Regions from separate parts of the Mus musculus genome. Here all the other regions are linked to region 2. A link is a loop called in an ENCODE intact Hi-C map of the cell type or tissue named here. Cell type or tissue: heart. All regions are shown on one strand.

Region 1 (8,000 bases), 110 kb before region 2:
AGAGAGTTGATGGGAGTTGATGCAGAGTCTGTCTGTTTCCTCGATGAAGACCCGGAGGTTCTGAGAGGTAACGTGATGATATCAGTCCGCAGTGTGGGCTGCTGTACAGCACTGTGCCCCAGGGGCTGCCCAGTCACAGTGGCAAAGTCTGGAGCTTCTGAGAGATTGCGCTGTGAGACTGGGAGCTCAGCCGTCTCTCACACCAGACTTTCTGTCTCGCTTTGCAAAGAAAAAGTGGCTCTTGGCCTCCAGGGAAGTAAAAGGTAAACACACGTGGTTCCCAGGAAGCCTTGAGTGGAGAGCTACTGCACACAGCCTCCATGGCTTGCCTTTTGCCCACTGCAGGGACCCAGGAGGCTTTAAAAGGCAGAGCTGCCAAAGCCTTAAATAGCCTCTCTGCTCCACAAGTGCCTGCGCAGGTGCAAATGCGCTGGTCTGCGCCACACACCCTGACAAGACAGCAAGCCAGATCCCAGCCTCTCACAGGCCAGGAGCCTCTTGGGAGACTGGATAGGCAGAGTGACCCAAAACAACAGTCCAGGAGGTAGGAGGTTTGTCTACAGACCCTGGATCCCTGGACTGAACTCAGTGAACATTTATTAGGTGGTGAGTTTGTGCTCAGTCTACACGTGGGGAGAGGACAGAATACATTTAATACTACACACACACACACACACACACACACACACACACACACACACACACACCACTTTCAAAGAGCTTGCTGGGGGTTTAAGGTTCACGCTAATTACAGAGAGGAAAGGCAGGAGCTGTATTAAAGGCCAGAGAGAACAAGTTATGAAAAAAATTCCAAAACTCAGGCTGGCCCCAAACCATTCTGAAGGGCCCAGCTGAGAGCTTAGTAGTTGGGGTTGGGGGAGGGAGGGAGGCCCACTTCTTGTGGCCAAGAGTTTATTGGGCTACACCCCTCTGCCTCAGTCAGAAGGAAATTTTCTTTTTTTTCTTTTTCTTTTTCCTTTTTCTTCCCTTTCTTTTTTAAACTGGTCTCTTTATGTAACCTTGACTTTCCTAGATTTAGCTGTGTAGACCAGGTTGGCCTTGACTCACAGAGATTCACCTGACTCTGTTCCTTTGTACTGGGATTAAAGGTGTGCACTAGCACCAGGCAGGAGGGGACTTTTAAGGACTACTTCACCCTACAGAGTTGAGTGTACCACAAGTCCTCCTAGCCCTGGAAAATATAGCATAGATGCTTTTGCACCAGGTAGAGCCTCCTGTGAGACAGCTGAGGTCAGTATGATTCTTGGGCAAAATCATGTAGTGATTAAGAAAAGCAGTGCCAGCCGGGTGTGGTGGTGCACGCCTTTAATCCCAGCACTCGGGAGGCAGAGGCAGGCGGATTTCTGAGTTTGAGGCCAGCCTGGTCTACAGAGTGAGTTCCAGGACAGCCAGGGCTACACAGAGAAACCCTGTCTCGAAAAAAAAAAAAAAAAAAAAAGAAAAAGAAAAAAGAAAAGCTGTGCCATTTCAGGGTCTGGAGATCCTATCCAGACTCCTTTAATAACCGTGTGACTTTGTCATTAACCTATGCTTCAATGCTCGAATCCGTAAAGAGAAGGTAACAGTAATCCTTAACTCAAAGGCTTAGAGGAAGGACTGCGTGGGGTAGGTCTAGCTCCCAGCTTGGCCTTCTCTGCTGTAACAGTGACATCATCACTTTGTGCTGCTCTTCGTTGCCAAGGCCTGGTGTGGTGTGTGGTTGTTTCTCTTGTCCGACTGACCGTTGATCAGATCAGGCAAGCCTCAATGAGTCCTTTCTTTCCCCAGGTGCCCTACAGACACCTTTCAACTCAGGGATGGGGGTAGGGTGAGAAAGGACCCGGATGTTCTTTATGTAGCTGTTCTCAAAGTTGATCAGAGGTAGGGAGATAGTCAGGAAGCTGGGTGTCACTGCATTTCCAAGCTTCCTAAGCTAGAACACAGTTTCCTTATCAGGGGAGAAAAGCTAGGGATAGCAGCTGGAATCTTAGAACTAAGGGGTAGGCAGGAAGACAGATTCAGGGTCATCTCTGGCTACATACCAACTTTGAGGCCAGCCAAGACTATAAGACTCTCAGAAAAACAAGAAAGTAGTGCATAATAAACAAATAGTGAAGATCTTAAATGAGAGCAGTGATTCTTAGTTGATCAGAAGAGGAAAGGATCCTCCATTAGAGATGATGGGGGTGGGGGTCTGGGGGAAGTCCTCTGAATTTAGATGTACACCAAAAACTGCCTAGAGACAAATAAATAGCACTTGCCACACAATAGACGCTGTGTTCTTTCAAACACTCAGGGATGCTGCCATGCTTCGAGTTTTAGATGAATGCACAGGAACTCTTCGCTGGCACGCATTTCTCATGGGTGGATTCTTAGAATGCAGTCACAATTACTTGCAGGAATGTCGGACCGAGTTCGAAATTTAAAGAGGCACTCCAAAGTTTGGCACCCCCTGTGTCTAGGGAAGGGCGCATTCCACCTTTCCTGCACCCTAATGCCAGCCTCGTAAGAGAACATTCCTCCCTGTCAGCTCCGTCCTCCTCTTGATAAACAGCAGCCACTAGCCTAGGTTCCCTGTGGCCCTGAGAGCAAAATGGAAGGAGGAAGGGTAGGGTAGGGGTAGTGTTGTCTGAGCAGAAAAGGGCAGTCCTATCGGCAGGTTTGGGGTGGCTGGGCACGTCACTGTCCTGGTCATAGTTTCCTATCACACATGTTTATGCACGGCCCATAGGAAATAGGGGGAGCAGAAATGTCCACACAGCCCTACCTTCAGCCTCTGAAAAAAATGTGTTTTTGTTTTGTTTAACTTTTCAGGAAGTCACAGCCCCTTTCAAACCTCAGTAAAGAGTCTGGACCCTCATACCAATTCCTAGGACACAGCCGTACTTAAAAGACCATTGGTGGTTCTCGCCCAGGTCCAGGAGCCACCCTCCCCTACACGCCACGTGGCCTCTATGGGCATATTTGGACCCTGAGATAGAAATGTTTGCATTTGAGGAAAAGCCTTGACTTAGATTTCCACAGATAACTTTATGAGTTCCAAACATCCCATGGAACCTAGGAGTGTCTCACTTTCCAAATGGCTATGGTTGGAACCTTGGATTTTAGAAGGCACCTTAGCAGGCTGCAGGCACTAAGATAGAGCCTTATAGGGGTAAACTAAGCTTCAAGAGGCCAATGGAACCAAGAGAGAAGCACAGAGTCTATTGCAAAGTCAAGAATCCTTTCTGTCTTGCAGTTTTGTATCTGTGGCCTGCAGACTTTCAAGCCCTTGAAATGGAAGCTACTTCCACCTTGGGGCAAGACCCTCAGGCTCCCTTTCCTCTGCCCACACCTGTTGCCAACACTTCTTTTACCTCAGATCCCATGTGGAGACACCTTTTCCTAGGCCATCCTCCTTCTGAGCTTGTAAAAGTCCAGAGGTTGTTTGCTGACTTGGACCCAAGCTTAGTGAACCCAAGAACATCCACTGCTATACCTAGCTTGCATACAGCAGGTGTCCCAGGGTGAGTGAGATAGCAACAGGTCTGAAAAGATCAGAGGAAAGCCAACAGGTCCACCCAGGACAAGCAATCCAGGCCAGTGGGCAATTTGTCCCAGGCAAAGGAGGCAAATTCCCCAAATACCAGGATGTTGAGCAATAGTTAAAGAATGAAACTCATTGCTATTCCAGCCCTTCCTCTCCCCCACCCTGTACTCTGTGTCCCATCCTTTTCCTCTGAAGAAGCTACTGTGCAAATGACTCACTGTGCCCTGTAAGAGTCCCCTGCTGGCTCCAAGTCTACCTCAGCTTCCACACACTGAAACCCATGGCTGCTGAGATGTCTTCACAGCTGTGTCAGCTTATGAAGGCTTCCATATGTTCAAGTCGCTCTGCTTAAGGATTTCATTTTGTTATTTTGAATTTGTTCTTTGCCTCACAGAGCTGGGGATTGAGCTTAGTGTGTTTTCCATGCCAGGAAAGTGTGCTGCCCCTGCATCATACCCCCGGCCCTCCATTTCCTCTATGTGAGTTCATTGTTTCTGTTTTGCTATAGCTCTCACTACAGGGCTAGGTTCTCGGGCCTTGCACATGCCAGGCAAAGACTCTACTACTTAGCTAACCCAGTCCTTCAATTTTTAAAATTAATATATCTAACAAATAATTATAGAGCTGTAATTAGGTTAGGATAAAATGAAATGGGGAAAATTAAAATGTACTAAATTCAAGTTTATAGGCAAATATACAGATGAGATTTTGATTCTGTTTTTTAAAGGAAATTTCTATCTGCCAAAGACAAAAGACTTACTAAACCATGGCACATGGTAGAAATTACATACATATTTGTTTGCCCTGTTACTAGCTTATTAACTCCACCATGCAGCAAGTAGCATTCTAGCTGGATATTAGACAATGTGTAAAAGTTGGAGAGGAAACAAGGAAAAGACCTTCCAGGTAGAAAGAATGCCTGAAAAGAGCCGCAGAAGCAAGAGAAGTAGAATTACATTCAGGAGAGCAAATAATTTCAGTTGGCAAGAACCTGAGAGACAGGTTCTTTAATCTCAGCACTCAGGATGCTAAGGCAGGCAGATCTCTGAGTTTGAGACCAGCCTGGTCTATAGAGTTAGTTCTAGGACAGTCAGGGGTACACAGAGAAACCCTGTCTGGAAAAAAAAAAGAAGAAAGGAAGAAAGGAAGAAAGGAGGAAAGGAAGAAAGGAAGAAAGGAAGAAAGGAAGAAAGGAAGAAAGGAAGAAAGAAAGAAAGAAAGAAAGAAAGGAAGGAAGGAAGGAAGGAAGAAAGAAAGAAAAGGAACCCAAGAGAAGGGACTGGAGTAACGGCTCAGTAAGTAAGAGCACTATCAGGTCTTCCAGAGAACTCAAGTTCGAGACCTAGCAGCTACACAACAGTGCACAACTGTTTGTAACTCTAATCCCAGGAGATAACACACATTCTTCTGGCCTCTGCAAGGCACCAGGTATGCATATGTACATAGACATACATGCAGGCAGAATATCCATCTACCTCCACACATACACATATACATACACACAAGAACATGGAGAAAGAGAAAGACAGAGGGTGAAACACCAGGGAAGGGACAGCTAGCGGGTGGCTTTGAATGGCAGACTTAAGAGTAATCTGGGGGTCTGGAGAGATGGCTCAATCAGTACCATGTTTGCTATGCCAGCATGAGGACCTGAGTTTTACTCCCAGCACTGACATAAAAAGTCAGGTGCCTCCATTGTTCATATAATACCAGCTCCAGGGAGACACAGGCAGGAGGGACCTTGGAGCCTTTTTACCCAGGCAATCAAACTGGAGAGCTCCAGGTTCACTGAGAGACCCAGTCTCCAAAACCAAAGTGGAGGTCTGGAGAGATAGTTAAGGGTTAAAAACACTTACTGCGCCGGATGGTGGTGGCACCGACTTTAAACCCAGCACTTGGGAGGCAGAGGCAGGCGAATTTCTGAGTTCGAGGCCAGCCTGGTCTACAGAGTGAGTTCCAGGACAGCCTGGGCTACACAGAGAAACCCTGTCTTGAAAAAAACAAAATAAAATAAAAATTAAAAAAATTAATTATTCAAAACAAACAAACAGTGCTCGCTTCGGTAGCACATAGACTAAAATTGGAACGATACAGAGAAGATTAGCATGGCCCCTGCGCAAGGATGACACGCAAATTCATGAAGCGTTCCATATTTTTGCCCCTTCTTAGAATTGGGAACAAAACACCCATGGAAGGAGTTACAGAGACAAAGTTTGGAGCTGAGACAAAAGGATGGACCATCTAGAGACTGCCATATCCAGGGATCCATCTCATAATCAGCCTCCAAACGCTGACACCATTGCATACACTAGCAAGATTTTGCTGATAGGACCCTGATATAGCTGTCTCTTGTGAGACTATGCCAGGGCCTAGCAAACACATAAGTGGATGCTCACAGTCAGCTATTGGATGGATCACAGGGCCCCCAATGGAGGAGCTAGAGAAAATACCCAAGGAGCTAAAGGGATCTGCAACCCTATAGGTGGAACAACATTATGAACTAACCAGTACCCCGGAGCTCTTGACTCTAGCGGCATATGTATCAAAAGATGGCCTAGTCGGCCATCACTGGAAAGAGAGGCCCACTGGACTTGCAAACTTTATATGTCCCAGTACAGGGGAACGCCAAGGCCAAAAAGTGGGAGTGGGTGGGTAGGGGAGTGGGAGGGGGAGGGTATGGGGGACTTTTGGGATAGCATTGGAAATGTAAATGAGGAAAATACCTAATAAAAAACAAACAAACAAACAAACAAACAAGCAAACAAACCAAGGTGGAGGGAGACTGAGGAGCCAGACATCTATGGTTGACCTATGGCCTCCATATGTGTATTCATAGATTCATGTATCTAAATACGTTCAAACATATATACATATATACAGCAGAAAGAGGAGGGGGAAACAAGTAGGTCTGACTCTTTTAGGGAATCACTTAAAGGCCCATGGTGTGTATGCTTCTGTTTGAGACAGGATGTTTCTGTGTAACCAAGACTGGCCTTGAACTCAGGATCCCCTTCTCTGTGTCCTGGAAGTGCAGACACACAGCAGCATGCCTGGTTTATCACAGACCTCCGAGTCAAGGACATACATGATTACATGCTGATCATAATGGCTTGATCTTAGAAAGACTAGATCATTCTAGGAAGCCGAGATTGGGATGAAAATAGAAAAGCAACAGGGCTTGGGTGTTGGCTGTCAGAAGGGACAGGCAGGTCAGAACAGAGCAGGACCTTTTTCAGGAGGCTTCATCTAGCCAACTAAACTAAAAGGGGCCTTGACCTATGTCCTCAATGGTCCTCATGACTGATTCTCCAGAGAGCAGAGCAGCATGGCTGTGAGAAACAGATTTTTGAGATCAGACCAACCAAGGATTAAAGAGCAGACAAGCACTGATGCAAACTCGCCACCTAGGACCTATCATATGTGAAATGGGACCATCATATTTTTATTTTTTGGTAAGGGTTTAAGTGATATAAAATATGCTCAAACACTAGACAGAGGCCCGGAATGGGGAAGTGACCAAAACAGTTGACAAGATAATCATGACTTCATGATTCGTGTTGTAGATCCATGTAGGTAGAACTAGCACAGGGTGATATGGCTCCATGGCAGCATGCTTGCCTGGCATGTTTGAAGCCCTGAGTTCCATCTCCGACCCTGAAAACAACCTCCACTGCAACTGTTTCCCTTATTAGACTGCTGATGGAGTGCATAAAGCCCTTCTCAGTTTCACCAGTACCAGCGGGTACACTCAGTACCAACTAGGCAACGATAAACAGGAACAAAAGGGATGGCAGGGTAGGTGAGTAGCGAAGATTTCATTAAGCTCAGGCACATCTGTCTGTCCCCAAGAGAAGGCATGACGTTTTCTTGCTCCATGTGCTCCTACTCTGCAGGACAGTCACTCAAAGTTGACAGACATGACGAGAAATACCAACGGATGGATGAGTCTGTCCCAAAACAAGACATGAAGTCCAGCTCCAGAAAACGTTTGGTGCTCACTGTTCCAGTAGGTATTAATCCAAAGTCACCAAGACCTGGTCCTAACTGCAGCTGTCTTTGCTTAAAGCCTTCCTGATATCTACCCAGCTGCCTTCAGGGCAGCCTTGGTTTTGATCAGTAGTTCTCAACGTCCCTAATGGCGTGATCCTTTAATTAATTAAACTGCTCATGTTGAGGTGATCTTCAAGGATAAAATTATTTTTGTCACCACTTCATAACTGGAATTTTGCTACTGTTATGAATCATAATGTAAATATCTGTGTTTTCTGATGGTCTTAGGTGACTTCTGTGAAAGGGTCACTCAACCCCAGAGGGGTCAAGATCCATAGATTGAGATCCAGATCAAGAACTGGATTTGAGGGGCTGGAGAGATGGCTCAACAGTTAAGAGCCACAAGGCGGTGGTGGTGCACACCTTTAATCCCAGCACTTGGGAGGCAGAGGCAGGCAGATTTCTGAGTTCGAGGCCAGCC
Region 2 (8,000 bases):
ACTTTGCATTCGTTTCAGAAGTTCAGCACATGCTTCTATTACAACAGCATGGCAGGTGACTACATCCCTTCGTTAGTTCTGCCTCCCATCTTCCCCATGGTGGTAGTAATCATTCTGAACTCCCGTTAAAACCCTAGGACCTAGCCACTTGGCTTTAATCTCAATATTTTTGAGGTAGAGGCAGGTAGATCTCTGTGAGTTCAATGCCAGCCTTGCCTACAGAGCCAGTTCTAGGACAGCCAGTGCTACATAATAGAGAGACCCTATCTGAAAAAACAAACACAAACAAACAATTCTCAAAATCAAACCAAACCAAACCAAACGAAAACCCAGGAACCAATCAGCCTTGCACGTACATCAACTTACAGGGCTCTTTCTGGGGAAGCTTACCTAAGATGTACGTTGTTGAAACATCTCTTAAGTAACCATTCAGATTCTTAGGACAAATTTCAAGGTTTGTCAAGGCTGGGTTTTTTTTTCTACTGCTTAGGAGAAATGAGGGCTTGTTTGCCCCCTTTTCAGAGAGATGTGCAAACATTACAGAGGCAGAAGAATGAGTGGTTTTTGGGAATGAGAATGGAAATCTCCCTCATTGCTTGCATTAAGTCAGATGAGCAGACTGGCAGGTGCCTGTAGTTCATCTTCCTTTTCCTCTGTGAAATGCAGACCCAGGGAGATCTGCAGATTTTTAAATGCCCTTGAGCTGACCCAAGCCTGACAAACAAAGTAATCACCATTACAGAGAAGGGGTGAAGGGGTCCTATGGACCAATTTCACCCTCTGCAAGGAGTAACCACTTCCCCTTTCCTCCTTCCTCTAAGCTGCTTCTCATTTGTCCTCCTAACTAGATACTCCTGCAAGACTAGAAGCTGCTCTTAGGAGCCTTGGGAGTGGACTTGACACCTCTGATTCATAATAACTTAACCCTGTGGAATTTGACTAATATCTCTCAGCTGTCATTCATTCATCTCTCCTCATGGCTTTGTCTGTTAACTCAGCTTAGTTGCAAAAAGGGAAATTCCCACTCCTAGTCGGGTGGAGGTTCCTCTGTAGACCATGCACCATCCTGTATATCACATTAGCTTCTTAAATTTCACAATAACCAAAGGTATATTACACCTGCTTTTTTTTTTCTCTTTCTGAACACACAGAACACCAGAGGTCAATCAAAGAGTTATTTAATTTGTTTATTTAATCTGCATGTGTGTGTGTTTGCCGTACTAGGGATCTGACACAAGAAGGCCATACGCACGGCAGCATGCGTTCGGCCACTGAGCTGCATTCCCAATCCATAATTTAGTTCTCTGAGAAGTGTAACCTCCTCTTCTACAGAAGTTAAATCAGCTTAGTGTACTTGGGCATGTGAAGCAGTGGCTTTGGATAATCCTAATGTTGCCAGTGTTAGTATTGGTAGAGTTTTGTTTTAGTAATGATCAGCTTGGTTTTCTTCCTAAATGCTCTACAGTCTTAGCTATCCTAATGCGATGTGTGGGTCAGAAAAAGCTTCTGAAATTGGCATGGTCTATGAACAACTACTCAACAGCCTTGTTGTTTCATTGATTAATTGATCCACTAATTAATTAAAGAGGGTCTTCGGTGCTCATAGATGTCAGAAGAGGGCATTGGGGGCCCTGGAGCTGGAGTTACAGACAGTTGTGAGCCACCATGCGAGTGCTGGGAATCAAACTAGGGTCCATTGGAAGAGCAATCAATGCTCTTAACCTCTGAGCCATCTCTCCACATTAATCTGTTTACTCCTTAGGGTTTTGCTTATAAAGTGAAGATTAAAAAGCTTACTTCCTGTGAAGTAGTTACGAAGTTCAGATAGGCCTGTTTGTGTAAAGATCTTGACATATAAGTAACTGTCTGATCAATGGTAGACATTATTTTACAGAACAAAGTGAGTGAAGACTGAAAAAAAAAAAAGGAAACGTGCTGACCTCTTTTTAAACGTTTCTGACAAGTTAATATTAATTGTATAGCAAGACTTCTCTATGTGAAGTTTATCTAGATACACTGAGTCAAGGAATCATAAATAAAACCAAATCATTTTAGAAGGTGATCTATGACACAGAGGTGAAAATAAGGGATAATGAAATTTGAGGGAAGAGGAGATTATTTCTAGATAAAGAAGTCAGAGGGGTTTCTTGACTGACATTCATACTTGAAGTTGAGATCCATACTATCCAGCATTCAACCTGTACATAGTGAGCTTTTGTAAAACAGTAAACACAAGCGAGAGCTTAAAAGAAGGCCAAGCACAGTTGGGAATGACAGGAATGAAACAAAACTCATTCACACGCAAGTCAAAGGAACATGGAAAAGGAGGGAAAAAAAAGAAAAAAGAAAAAAAAAAAAAAAAAGGGAAAGAGGCCCTCCATAAGCCACATCCAGGAAGCTACCGGGAACTGTACCATACTCTAGATCAAGTATGTGTTCAGTTCATTTCAGCCACTGTCTACCTTAAAGCTGTTGCCGACTTTTATTGCCTGTAAGTTATCAATGGGAAGAGAGAAGCATGAATCAACACACTGAAGAAGAAAAACAGATTTGCATTCTTGGTCACCCAAATGCCAGTGCTTCAGATGTTCATTCTGAGTGCATTTGTGTATACTAAGCTCTTCCACACACTTCTTTCTTCCTTTCTTTCTTTCTTTCTTTCTTTCTTTCTTTCTTTCTTTCTTTCTTGGCTTTTTTAAGACAGGGTTTCTCTGTATAACCCTGGCTGTCCGTTCCACACACTTCTATTTAGTCTCTTGCTGGTTTGTGTGGACGGGAGAGAACTTGAAAACAAACTCCAGAGAAAGGGAAAGTATGATCTGGAATTATAGTCAAGAATAACAGGGAACTTAGTACGGATTTAATCATTATAAAGAGAGATGAACATGTGAGCGTAGTAAATCTCCATACTATAGTTCAACCTTTAAGTCTAACCGTCCCACACAGCGACGATACTCACCATTGTATCTGTTTTCCTAGTAAAGCTAAGTAGGAAAAGTTGTCATGTGGATAAGTGTGGTTTTTAAAGTCAATGATTAGTAGGTTATTTATAATGACTAGGTATTCTTGCTTGAAATGATGTGTTGACAGGTCATGGCTATATTATATATATTAAGGAAGTTGTGCCCATTGTCATGTGACCAAAGTTGCAGGGTTTAGTAAATAAGAATAAGCAACAACGATAAAATTGTTTCAGAACCACCTGGACAGAAATATCCTAATTTCTTTTTATAGAAACAAACATACAATAAATAAAAAAAAAACTGTGATTTACTGGTCTTTTAAAAACCCACCACTGTATAATTAAGTTTCTTTGTGTTATAAACAAAGTTTTCTCTGGTAAAGCAACTTTGAGAAAATTATAATCAACAGTCTTAAGAAGTACAAGAAAAATGCACTTCATAGTTACTTCTTCATTTGCTGACATTAGATTTATCACTGGAGATAAACCACTAATTAAATGTACTAAAACAGACTTACCATTAATAAAGTGAACTAATGATTTTCTAAAACAGTAGAGCACTAATATTTCAGTATTCTTCCTGCCCCTTCTGCACTTGTATTTCAAACTGTTCACAACCTGCCTTCTTTATTAAATCTAACAGCCATAGGGTTCAAACAAACACTAAAACTTACATGGTAGATTTCGGCAAGAAAAAAAAAAAGGAAACGTGCTGACTTCTTTTTAAACGTTTCTGATAAGTTAATATTAATTGTATAGCAAGACTTCTCTATGCGAAGTTTATCTAGATACACTGAGTCAAGGAATCTTCCGTTTAGCCGCTTCCAAATCACTCAGAGATCCTCTCATATAGTCTTGGACAAGGAAAACGCGCTTCAGAGCTCGCTCCAGTCCTGGGCTGCGACTGCAGCGTATTCACGCTCGGGTGCGGTTGCGTACGTTTAAGCGCTTCCCGCTCTCACCGGTTGGGTTAAGACTTGTAACTGCCATCTGGCTCATAAATTTGGTTTCCTACTCTGTCTGGTGCCCCCTGGTGCTCATCACAACTATAATCTTACGTAGTAGCAAAGGTGGTCCAGGAAGCACTAAAGATATTTTGAAGAGAAGAATTCCATTACTGTAAACTGCACGGATCTAGGTTTCCGGAGATCCGCGCCTTGGTATAAATTACATATGTGTACATATGCAAGTGTAGTACAGAAAGGGGATGTTTTACTGAGCCACCGAGGCAGGGTATAAGAAAACAAAAGGAAAATAATTTTTACTCAAATATAGAGGCAAAAGTCAACTATGTCCTCTCAAGTTTGTAATCAAAGATTAAAGATGTAGAATATCTTCGAACTCGACCTCCTCCCATGCTTGTCACCCGCCTCTCCCCGCCCCCTACACCTCCCGTTCCCGTTAAGTTTCCGGCAAAGCAAAGAGGTTCGCTCTGATCCTGGGTTTTATTTAGTAGGCAGCCCATCTTTGCAGCCAAAGTACTTGTTTGGAAACTGGAGATGAGCATGCGGCTTTAGTTGTTGTGAAGAAGAGAAGGATGGAATATATTTTGTTTACCCTCACCCATCTAATCAACAGTGATGGTATGTGCACTCTTCACAAAGTTTTCTGGGAGTCTTCGAATTCAGGCTCAGGTTATTCAGCTTTACCTCCTTCTCCACTCCCACACCCCTAGTCACAACACTAAGGAGGCTCTCCATTAAAGACGAACAACATCATTTTTCATTGCATGGCAGCTCTACGAGCTATCTAAGCAGAACATGACGGAAGTCTCTCATTCTCTCCTTTCTTTTCTTCTCCTTTCTTCTCTTCTTTTGCAATTGATTCCTAAATAATGATTTTGATAGCGAGCACTGAGTTTGGAACGGAATTGAGCGACCCACGATGACGCTCCCATCAGGCTTTCAGATGGGGCGGTTTTCAAAAAAAGGAACTACAATTCCCAGGAGGCACCAGGCTAGAGCAATCGCAGGGCATCACGGAAGTAGTAGGCGCGTTCCTCCCGGGTTCCTTTCACGGTTTTCACCGCGAAACTACAAATCCCATCGTGCCTCGAGCTCGGCACGCCTGCGCGAGAGCCCCCCGAGCGCGATGTGGGCGGGGCCGCCCCGGGCGGCGGGGGGCGGGGTCCAAGCGGGCTGTGTGGAGGCTTCAGACATCGGCGCCATTTAAAGCGGAGAGTTTTCCCGGGCGGACGCGCTCCTTCTGCTCGGCTATTCCGTACTCCCTTCTTCGCTGACAGAAGGCGCCTAGTGGGGTGACTGCTCTTTTTCTCTCCCTCTCCCCCTCCTCCCAGTTCTTTCGGTCTCCTCTCCTCCTGGCCAGAGAAGTAGCGGAGCCCGGGCCCCGCGGTGAGCGGCCCTCCCCTCCCCACAGTTCCCTCCCTCCTCTGCCCCCGGCGCCGGCCAGAGAGGGGAAGAGGTTCGCCAGGCCCGGGGCGGGCGGGGAGGCCTCGGGGACGGGGGGGGCCGCTCCTCAGGCTTCGAGGCTTCGAGGCTTCGGCCCTCAGCATCTAGTGATGGGCGCCCTCTGAGACTGGTCCCCTCTCCGGGGCGCGTGCTGCCTGAGGCGGCGGCCGAGCGAGCGAGCGAGCGAGCGAGCGACCGGGAACCCGGGCCGCGGCCCTCCTTCCCCTGCGCGGCCCCTCCCACTCCTGTGCCCCGGGCTGCCACCGCCCGGCGTCGGGGCTCGTCCCTCGCGCGCTGTGCCTCCGCCCTCAGGGCCTATCCCGCCGTGCTCGGCGGGCGGGCGGCGACGGCGGCAGCGGCAGCGGAGGGAGCTTAGCCGTCTTCACTTGGGTCGCATCCTCTCGCCCAGGAGCCAATTCCGCGCCCTGCTCCTCATGACTGCGGCGCTTCTGCTGCCCCAGCCCTACCGGCCTCCGCTCGCTGCAGGATGGATGCGGACTGTGCGGCGCTAACCCCCGTGGCTCCGCTCCCTCCTAGCCCGCCGACGAGCCCGCCCCGTGAGCCGCAGCAGCTTCGGTGCCAGCAGCAGCAGCCGCCGCAGCAGCCGGACTCAGTGTCCCGCGTCGCCCTCGGGGCGCCTTGTCAGTGCTGAGTGGGAGTCGTCCGGTGGTTCGGAGCCCGCCGTAGGAGCGCTGCCCAGCACTTCTTGGTGGCTTCTCCGGGTCACCCTTTTCCCTTTTCATTCATAAATCCGAGCCCGCATTCTTCACTCCATCGGACCGACCATGTCTGACGGTGCCGCCGAGAAGCAAAGCGGCACTCCGGGCTTCCTTACGCCTCCGGCGCCCGTCCCCAAGAATGGCTCAAGCTCCGATTCTTCCGTGGGCGAGAAACTGGGGGCTACGGTCGCCGACTCGGGAGTTGGCAGGACGGAGGAATATCGGCGCCGCCGGCACACTATGGACAAGGACAGTCGTGGGGCGGCCGCCACCACCACCCCCACGGAGCACCGATTCTTCCGCCGAAGCGTCATCTGCGACTCCAATGCCACCGCGTTGGAGCTGCCGGGCCTCCCTCTCTCTATCCCGCAACCTAGTGTACCTGCAGTGGTGCCCCAGAGTGCTCCACCCGAACCTCACAGAGAGGAAACTTTGACCGCCACCGTTGCTTCCCAGGTGTCTCAGCAACCCTCGGCTGCTGCCTCCCCTGGGGAACAAGCCGTTGTAGGCTCGGCCACCACGACCGTCCCCAGCAGTACCAGCAAAGACCGCCCGGTGTCCCAGCCCAGCCTCGTGGGGAGCAAAGAGGAGCCACCGCCGTCCAGAAGTGGAAGTGGCAGTGGTGGCGCCAGCGCCAAAGAGGCGCAGGAGGATAGGAGCCAGCAACAGGATGATATCGAAGAGCTGGAGACCAAGGCAGTGGGAATGTCCAATGACGGTCGCTTTCTCAAATTTGACATCGAAATCGGCAGAGGCTCCTTTAAGACAGTCTACAAAGGTCTGGACACCGAAACCACTGTGGAAGTCGCCTGGTGTGAATTGCAGGTAATGCCCCACCCCCTTTTTTCTTATTCGGTCGTTTGGATCCCAAATTTGGCTCTGTTAAGCCAGTTTGTCGAGTTCACTCTTTACTTGTAATTCTCTGACTCTGAGAGGGCGGGAAGACTAGTGTCCAAAGAGGTTGAAATTGGGAGATTGTGGAGCTTGTAGTTAGTTAGGTGTTTGGAAAAGATAGGAACTATTGGTGTCAAGAAGGATTGTTATCAGCCAGGGGTAAAAAGAGTCATTTAAGTACAAACTTGTGTGTTTAATGTCAGGCAGGAGACATGGAATTATTGGAAAAGGGTTTCCCTTCGTGTTGGGGATCGAAGAAGTGGGGCCTGGACAAGTGCTTTCCCACTGAGCTAAATATATCCTCAGCCTTTGGGAATTTTTTTTTTTTCTTTTGCTTTAAGTAAATATCAAACCTTTTTTTCCTGTACACTTCATTCTCTTCTAAGCCTCTGCAATAATGAACTGCCTTGTGTGTTTCCATCTCTAAAATCTGATTGTTAGACAAGACCCTGTACTTTTAAGGAACAACTTTCTTGATAGCAGAATATCATAGCATAGTAGCTAATAAAGGCATGCCTGGAAATCCCAACTACTTACTCTATTGGTCGAGGCAGGAGAGCCTCAAGTTCAAGGCCAGTCTGGCCTGGGTAGTGAGACACTGTCTTTTTTGTTTTGTTTTGTTTTGGTTTTTTCGAGACAGGATTTTGTATAGCCCTGGCTGTCCTGGAACTCATTCTGTAGACCAGGCTGGCCTCGAACTCAGAAATTCACCTGCCTCTGCCTCCCAAGTGCTGGGATTAAAGTCTTGCACCACCATCAAAACAACCACCCAGTCCCTGATTCCCAACTCTCTTTCCCTTTAAGTGCTTTCAGAGTAGGAAGGTACAGTATATACCTACCAATATAACCACCTACAGGTGCTTAAGCCTTATGGCTAGCTGTGATCTGACACTGTTCATTAGTCTGTCTTCATCCTATTCAGTCCATAGTGAATAGTAAAAGTCCATGCAAAATTGTATAAGTGCTTTGAAAGTTGTGATAATACCATCATTGTTGTAATATCTTATAAAAGACTTT
Region 3 (8,000 bases), 72 kb before region 2:
CATCCTAGGCAGTTAGCACAGGACTTGCCAAGGCCTTCATAGCATTTACCCCGGTAGATGTTGGTTGCTCCTGGTGCCTTCCCTTTACAACAATCTTCTAAGAAAATGAGGCACAGACAGGGTAAGTAGTTTTCCCTAGAGCAGACATCCCAGCAAACAAGTGACAGGTCCAGGATTCAAACCCAGGCAGTTCAGCTCCAGAGTCTTTGCCTTTAACCACACTTCTGAAGGTGATTAGTGACTAACCTTCCCTAATCCCCTCCCTGGTGTGCGTGCCTCTGTGAGAGTACTCGGGGCACTATGTGAGAATTTTCTGGAAAGATACACAGACATACATGCACTCATATACATCCTTACACAGACACACATTCACAGAAGCATACACACACACACACACACACACAAGCACACAAGCATACACAAACACACCCACCCCTACCCCCCCACCCCCCACCCCACCCCCACACAGCCACCCAGGGTACCTGTAAGGAGCTACTGCAGCATTCTGGAAACTATGTGTGGTTTGTAACTGACAGAACATGACCATTATCCAGACTGTAGTCATAAGATATACATGGATCCCCAAACCAGTGACTCCTGAAGGTAGGTTCAACCTCAGCTCTAAGTTACTAAGAACCACTGCTTAAGGCAAGAGTGACAGTGGCCTGGAGGAGAGAGAGGCACATTAAGCTAGCTGGGAGCATGAGGTACGGTTTCCAGGACCCCAATTCTCCCTTGGCAAAACCCTGAAGGATCAAGTTTGCAGCTGTCAGAAAGCAAAGTAGGAAACTGCCGTCTGAGATCCAGGAAAGCCGGGTGGAGATGACCCCAGCTCAGCACTGTTTTGGATTAAATTAGCAGCCCTCCAACTGCCAGCTCTATTGTCACAGTGAAACACGTTTCCAGTCCACCAGCGGAAAGTTTGCTCTCTGGCAGCCAAAAGCACTTGGAACAGGCAATGATGATCTCATAAAGCAGGAAATCTGAGCAGTTAGTCAGATGATTAACGTGTTTTTGAGCTGGAGGAGCAGAGTGTCATTTAATGAAAATATCATTGTAGACGCAGGAGTTTCCAAGCTGGGCGACAGCTTAGAAACTCATCACATCTGAAGTCCTTGCTCTGTTAATATGGAAACCGACTCTTGGTCTGTGTGTTTGGGGTTTGGTTTTGCTTTGTTTTGCTTTGTTTTGCTTTGCTTTGCTTTGCTTTGCTTTGCTTTGCTTTGTTTTGTTTTGTTTTGTTTTGTTTTGTTTTGTTTGAGAAAGGATCTCTATGCATCCCTGCTGCCCTGGAACTTGCTCTATAGACCAGGCTGGCCTGGAAGTCTCAGGAATCTGCTTGTCTCTGTCCCCAGGGTGCTGGCTGGGGTTATAGGCATGTGCACCCATCATGCCCAGATTAACTGACGCTCCCCCCCCCCCAAAAAAAGGAGATATCAGGGTTTCTGGCTCAAGGAAAGTGTAATTTTTCCACTCTATCCTCCCTCCCTTGCAAAACCCTGCAGCCTTGGGTCTCCAATATGCTCCTTAGCTCCTCCTGGGTGCCTGGTAACTCCCTTTTCTTCTTAGCTGTTTCTTTCTTTCTGTTTTAAAGACTTGCTCACTTTGAGGGTTTTGCCTGCTTGTGTTTGTGTATCATGTGCATGCCTGGTGCCTAGAAGTAGCCATGAGATAGATCCCCTAGAAGTAGAGTTACAGATGGTGAAGAGCCACCATGTGGGTGCTGGGAATCGAACCCAGGTACTCTGCAAGAATAACAAGTGCTTTTAACTGCTGAGCCATCTCTCAGTCCCTTGGTGGTTTCTTTCCAAGGGGTGTGTTCTGTTTAGTGTTGGGAACAGGGCCTGGGTTCTAACACGTACACAAACCTGGCTCTATTACTCAGCTATACCCTCAGCCGGTTTTATTGTGCCCACCCCCCTTTGGTGTGACTTTCAATTCTAGAATCAAGCAACATTTCAGTGCATAAAATTCCCCCTTTAGTTGTCTTGTTTGTGTTAGCACACCCTTCTTCCCCCATGGTTCCCACACTCAAGAGTGCTTTCAGCTCTAATCTCTGAAGAAAGGAGCAGCCAGTTAGAAAATAGGGTTAGACCTTCCTCAATCTGTATACTCACTTTAGAGTAGCTCCTACAGGTGGTTGGTAGACCTTTCTCTTGTCTAGTCATGCTTTGAGATTAAATTATTTGACAATCTGCCTATACTGACTTTCAAATAATAAAAACCAGCCATTAGCTGGGATCTCAGCAAAAAAACCAAACAAATTTTGCCTTGCGCATATGCCAAGCTTTCTGGACCTTCAAACTGCGACCAACGTCCTCAGGTTGTATGGGTCTATAGCAAGGTTCTGCTTGCAGAGGCTCTCAACTATAGCTTAGTCTTGTGCTCTCTATACCAGGCAGAGAGGATGGGAAAAGAAATAAGTCCCAAACCTGGATGCTTCTCTTGGAAGTCAGGTCAAAATTCCACACACATCTTTGACTCTGCTCTTGGTAAATTCTAGCGGAATTCTTAAGCACTGTCCTAGTATGGCTAAGGTTGAAAAATGTCCTAACAATATCATACTTCAAAATGGTCCTGCCGGGCAGTGGTGGCGCACGCACACCTTTAATCCCAGCATTTGGGAGGCAGAGGCAGGCGAATTTCTGAGTTTGAGGTCAGCCTGGTCTACAGAGTGAGTTCCAGGACAAGTCAGTGCTATACAGAGAAACCCTGTCTCGGAAAACAAACAGAAAGAAAGAAAGAAAGAAAGAAAGAAGGGAGGGAGGGAGGGAGGGAGGGAGGGAGGGAGGGAGGGAGGGAGGGAGGGAGGGAAAGAAAGGAAAAGAAAAAAAAATGGTCCTGCATAGGCCTCACCCAGAGATCTGACAGCGTCTGTTATCCCTTGCTAGCTTGTATTGTACTCTCTATATAAGCTCACATGACGGTGAGCAAAGGAACTTTCTCTCATCTTTTAAATTTTTTCATCTATAAATTGGATTTCTCTGACCAGAAGTAAAACAAAACAAAACAAAACAAAACAAAACAAAACAAAACAAAACATCCCATCCACAAAACACCGGGCCTTCAAAAGCGGTAGCTGTCACTCTGAGGTGACTGCAGTAGCAGCAGCTGTAACAGAAGGGAAGCCTTGGGGGAAACTCAGCAGGAAACCAAGAACTCCTCTTCTGCGAAAAAGGGAACTGAAACAACCCCACTGAGCCCTGCAGCAGGGCTGAGCTCCGGAGTTTGCTGTGCAGGGGCTGGCTCCGGAGGAGAGGAGGAGCCAGTCGCCTTGAGTCCCCCCACCCCCACCCCCCAGACTGGAGGGCTGGGAAGTGCTCCCTCGGGCGGCCACAGTCAGCTGACCGTGTGCACGCTCCCATTCCCCCGCCCCCCCAGCTGTCCCCAGTCCGCCCCCCTCCCCCGTCTCGTCCCCCTCCTCCACCTCTCCGCCTGGTTGTGTGACTTGTAGGGACACTAGAAATGCTGGTAGTTGCTAAAGTTCCAGCCTTCACACCCAGATCTGTGCGGCTGCTTGATGCATGGCCCTCAGAACTAGATAAAGGCAGAATGAGCTCTGCTCAGGGTCTGTATTTACAAACGTCCTCCACTAAGCCTCACAAGAACTCTCTGGAGTGTGTACAGCCGGTCTAGGCCTGCAGGACCAAGGCTCTGTCGTGACTGGGTTGTGGACACCTCAGTGACAGGGCCCTTACCTAGCAGGCATCCGGATTACAAGGCATGAGTTTTTCTGACTAACTCAGCTTCATACCAGGATGGCAAAAAGCCCCCATTCGAAAACCCCCACAGGCGTCATTGTGTGCTTGGAGGCCATCATGGAGGGCACATCAGAGCTCCCTGAAACAAAGCTAAAGGACTTTCCAGAAGGGGTGGAGGCGGCCTTTGGATATGACGTACACACTTTAAGTCCCCCATAGGTTAGTATTACATTGAGCCACCTCTTTCCACAGATCCTTTTTGTTGTTTGGTTGGGTTTTTTGTTTTTGTTTTTGTTTTTGTTTTGTTTTTTGTTGTTGTCTTTGCTTCTGAGGCTGAAGGTGAGCACAGACAGGGTCCTGAAAATAAGTGTTCTACCACTGAGTGACACCCAAAGCCCACAAGCTATTTAATGCCATTAACCAAATGAGGAGATTCCCCTGCCATGTCTCTTCTGGAGCCCCTTCCTCTCAGATAACAGGGACAGTCCGGTGTCAGAGACCATTTTGTCACTCTGGGGTTGGGTTTTGAATTACCAGCTCATTCCGGAGGCCCTATTATAATACTTGCTCTGGGTCCCAAAGGTCCCAGAGCATCTCTAGTTCCACCTTTGTACCCACATTTACTCATTTTTCTATTGGTAGCCCTCTAAGGTGGAAGGATGCCACCAGAGTGAGGGGCTGGGTTCAGATTGGAACCTCCGCACTGAATGTCTCCCCTGACCAAACCAGGGCAGGACAGCAAGACCCCATCTCGAAAACAAGACTTCCTTTCTTGAGTGTTCCTCACATAAAAGGCAGTTTTTTTTTTTAAGAAGACAAACAGGGCTCCAGCAGCTGGGTGAGAGTTGGTTAAAGGCAGACTGGTGGAGACCAAGCTCTCGTGGACAGCTACTTAATACCCTACGAAGGTAACCTTAATCCCCTATGGATCCCTTTATAGATGAGGCTCCTGAAAGGTTACTCATGCAAGTGCTCAGCGGTAGAACAAAAGCCAAGGGCCATGAGGCGACAGTGGATGGGATCTAGCTGTAGAAGGAGAGAGAACTTTCTAGATAGGGGAAACAGTATTTATAGGATCTCAGCATGCAGGGGAGGTGGGCAGGGGTTACTTGCAGGCCATTTTGCCTGCTAGGTAAATGTGCACAACAAGTCTTGAGCTGTGAGCTTCCCCAAGTCTACTTGAAACCTGAAAGAGAAACATTGCTGCCTACATGGTACCGTAGGGCTGTGCACACATTAGACAAACCCTCTGAGCTACATCCCCAGGCCAGAACTGAACACCGCAATTAATTCCTGAATTCAAATACTGCATTTTTCATTGTGTGGTGCATGCCTGTAACCCCAGTTTTGGGGATGCTGTGGCAGGAGGATTGCTGAGAGTTTGAAGCCAGCCTGATGAGAAATTTTATCCAAAAAAAAAAAAAAAAGCTAATTAACCTTGGTGTATGTTGTTTGTATTTATTTGCAATTCAAACAAATAATACTGTTTAGAAAATTAGGAAAAAACAAAGCAAAAATTCTTTTAAAGGGTTTATATCCAAATTTTTATTTAGCGAATAATATGGGTGTATTTTAATACATTTGATTTAAAAAAACAAAAACAAGTAGAGCAAACAGAGCAGCCATGGTTCTGGGGTTGGGATGTACCCCTGAGGGCATGGGGAGCTACCAGCAGAATCAGGGGAATGCTCTCTGTTACTGCCTTCCACACAGAAGGGAATCTTTCCTCAGAGCCAAGATTAGCATAACATGATAGCATTATACAATCCTATTATTCTTTGATTTCTCCATCACCAACCTGACTCAGCTTTCTAAATCTACTTAAGACCTGGGAGTGTGGGTTTTGCCAAATCTAGCCCTGCTCACTTTGAGACAGAGTCCCACTCTGCAGCCGAGGCTGACCGTAGCTAGACTTGTAGCAATCCTCCTGCCTTAGCCTCCCAAATGCTGAGATCACCTGGCCTGAGCCAAGCCCAGCTTTGCTAAATCCTTTCTTATTAAGTCCAATAAAGTTGTAGTCTAGGGAAGGACTGGAGCCCACGTGATCCAGAGAGACATTCAAACTCGGCTACTTGCCTCGTGGTGACTTTGCACAAATGACCTATCTTTTCTGAAGTTAAAAAAAAAAAAATTAAAGACATAACATGTCCCTCACAGAATTAAGGGAGGTAAACTGTACATAAAGCCCCTGCCACAGACTATGTATTTAGAAATAAGCTGTAAGCCGTTGTCAGATACACACAGCTCCTCTGGTCCCTCATCGAGTTGTCTGTCTGTAGAACACAGCAGAGGGCAGGGTGAATACTTTTCATCAATTTTCTGAAGTAAAAATTGTCCCCACTTCACAGATGAGGAAACTAAGGCTCAAAGATCAGATAAATGCTCAGTGAGCCCCGGATAGACAACTCCTAAAAGATCTAGAACTGTCTTTTTTTTTTTTTTTTTTTTTTCCTCCCACTGCTTCTATCCCTTTGGGTTCACACCATCAGTCATGGCCAGAAAGGGACCTGGTAACCAATGGCACCTTGGAGCCCTCTCCTCTGGTCTGCTGGCCTCCATCTACCTTTCCTCCCACCCCTCCCAACATCGCTATTCCACCCCCACCCCCTATGACAGCCTCTGCTTTTTCCTTGTTAAAGAGCTTGCTGGGAGACTCCGAGGGAGGGAACGCCTGTCTGGGATGCCTTCCAGAGAGCCTCCCTTCTCAGGGCGCAGATAAGTAGGTCACATCAGGATGCTGGGGGTGGGAGGGTAGGCTGCGACAGGGAGGAGGCAAAAATACTTCAGGTCACATGGAAAATGAGAGACAAAGTAACCGGGTTTTTCCTCCTTCCTGCTTTCTCAGTCTCCCAGGGGCAGCTGCCTGTAGGCCACGGCCTACAGGAAAGTGTTTCCTGTCCTGGTGACCTGGGAGGTCACCAGCAAGGCTGAGCTCAAGTGTACTGGGCTGAAAGCTTGTGTCTGCTTTGCTCTCCTACCCCACCCAGTCCCGCACATCTCCCTTCAGTCACCCTCACACGACCCAGCTCCATCTTTCCTCTTGATGGAAAAGAGAAAGGCCAGGATTGTAGGACTATACCACCTTGCTGACCTGGGAGGCTCTGGCCCGATCGATCACCTGGAGCAGCACCCTGTCCTGTCCTGTCCTGTCCTGTCCAGATCTGGGTCCCACGGGTTACCAAAACGACTATGGCAGTGCAGTCAAGTCACTGCCTTTGCAACCCTTTTCTCACCAGCTCTCCTGCCAGCGGTCTACAACCAGAGCAGTGAAAGATCCCACAGCTGGGCAGATGGCTGTGGGGACCCACAGAGGAGGCTATGCAGGGCAGCAAGACCACCGCCCCCTCATATCCTGCCCGCCTCTGTACAACTCTCCTAACTCCCCCGTTCCCTATAGTAGGTCCTGTTCCCTAGCTGAAGTGCTGGCGTCCCACTTGTAAGAAAATGCAGCTGTTGGGGAGGTCCCATCTGTGGAGGGCAGCTGTGTGCCCACCAGGACTGAAAACAGTGACCACACAACAGTGTCCTAAGTTCACATTTATGGCTTAAGACAAGGGACAAGAACAAAAGGACAAAAACCTGACCTTCAACCTGAGGAAACACGTCTGTTTCCCTAGCGTCCAACTCTACAGGGGACCAGTGTCGTCTTCTCTCCTGTGTCTAGCCTAGGGGCCTCCCCTGTCCAGCCTTGGCTGCATTTGTGAGGGGTGTTGTGCCCTCCTACCTGGCCCGTTTCCTGATATTGCTCTCCTGACCACTAAGGGATACGAAGCCCTCTGCTCCTCTGCTCTGGAGAAGGGAGGAGTGTCCCCCATCCCTTGGGTGTCTGTTCCCACATGCCCCGTGGGTGGGGAGGTCCACTCCTGCTTTCAGTCGCTCTCACTCTTGCAGAGCAACTGAGAGACAGCGCTGGGTGTCAAGAGAGAGACATCCATCTACACCTGGGTCTTTCATTATACTTAATCTCCCCAGTGGGGCAGACTTGTCAAACACACCTCATTCCCAGGCTGGAGGAATCCCAGCTATCTCTCATCAGAGTGGGTGTAAATCCCCACAGGTATGCGGGAGGCAGGTAAGTTCGGTGCCAGGATGGGGGAGCCTTGTGCTAAAACAAAAAACCGTTCAGACTTGTAAAATGTATGTCTTTTGTATTCTCCAATTCCCTGGCATCTGCTGCTGTGCAGGTCGTGGACTGGACCACTCTCTGTCTGTTGCTAAGTGGGGTTGCTTCATCCAGGGCCAGAGCAGGCTCACTTCAGCTGAGGAGAGAGGCCAATCTTGAAGTTCCCGCAACCCCCC

What was found. Peaks named below come from ENCODE experiments on the same cell type or tissue, not always from the same donor. Only the 100,000 strongest peaks of a DNase experiment are listed, where the experiment ranks them.
Region 1: a loop joins it to region 2, with 6 times the contacts of the local background. A loop is called at or near these places in 4 of 42 quality-filtered maps.
Region 3: it touches region 2 in a loop (6-fold over the local background); 15 of 42 quality-filtered maps call a loop at or near these places.

Annotation. Positions count from the first base shown.
Region 1 is chr6:120,141,330-120,149,329 of GRCm38, reverse strand. The region is part of intron 1 of Ninj2 (ninjurin 2); the gene reads right to left. Gm25327 (a small nuclear RNA gene) reads left to right here and starts at 5,580; the gene lies at 5,580-5,686. In heart, a CTCF peak has its summit at 3,759; DNase peaks (open chromatin) are centred at 419, 1,719, 2,599 and 3,729; H3K4me3 peaks cover 490 bases; H3K27ac peaks cover 3,579 bases.
Region 2 is chr6:120,035,788-120,043,787 of GRCm38, reverse strand. It overlaps Wnk1 (WNK lysine deficient protein kinase 1), which reads left to right and starts at 5,133. Exons shown (of 28, transcript NM_001199084.1): 1 at 5,133-6,914. The coding sequence starts at 6,156. In heart, CTCF peaks have their summits at 3,984 (motif pointing left) and 6,650; DNase peaks (open chromatin) are centred at 3,927, 5,027, 5,627, 6,637 and 1 weaker place; H3K4me3 peaks cover 4,556 bases; H3K27ac peaks cover 4,033 bases.
Region 3 is chr6:120,107,832-120,115,831 of GRCm38, reverse strand. The region is part of intron 1 of Ninj2 (ninjurin 2); the gene reads right to left. Among named protein-coding and RNA genes, the nearest start is that of Ninj2, 18 kb to the right of the region's middle. In heart, a CTCF peak has its summit at 3,298; DNase peaks (open chromatin) are centred at 911, 3,231, 6,411, 7,541 and 1 weaker place; H3K4me3 peaks cover 1,090 bases; H3K27ac peaks cover 6,211 bases.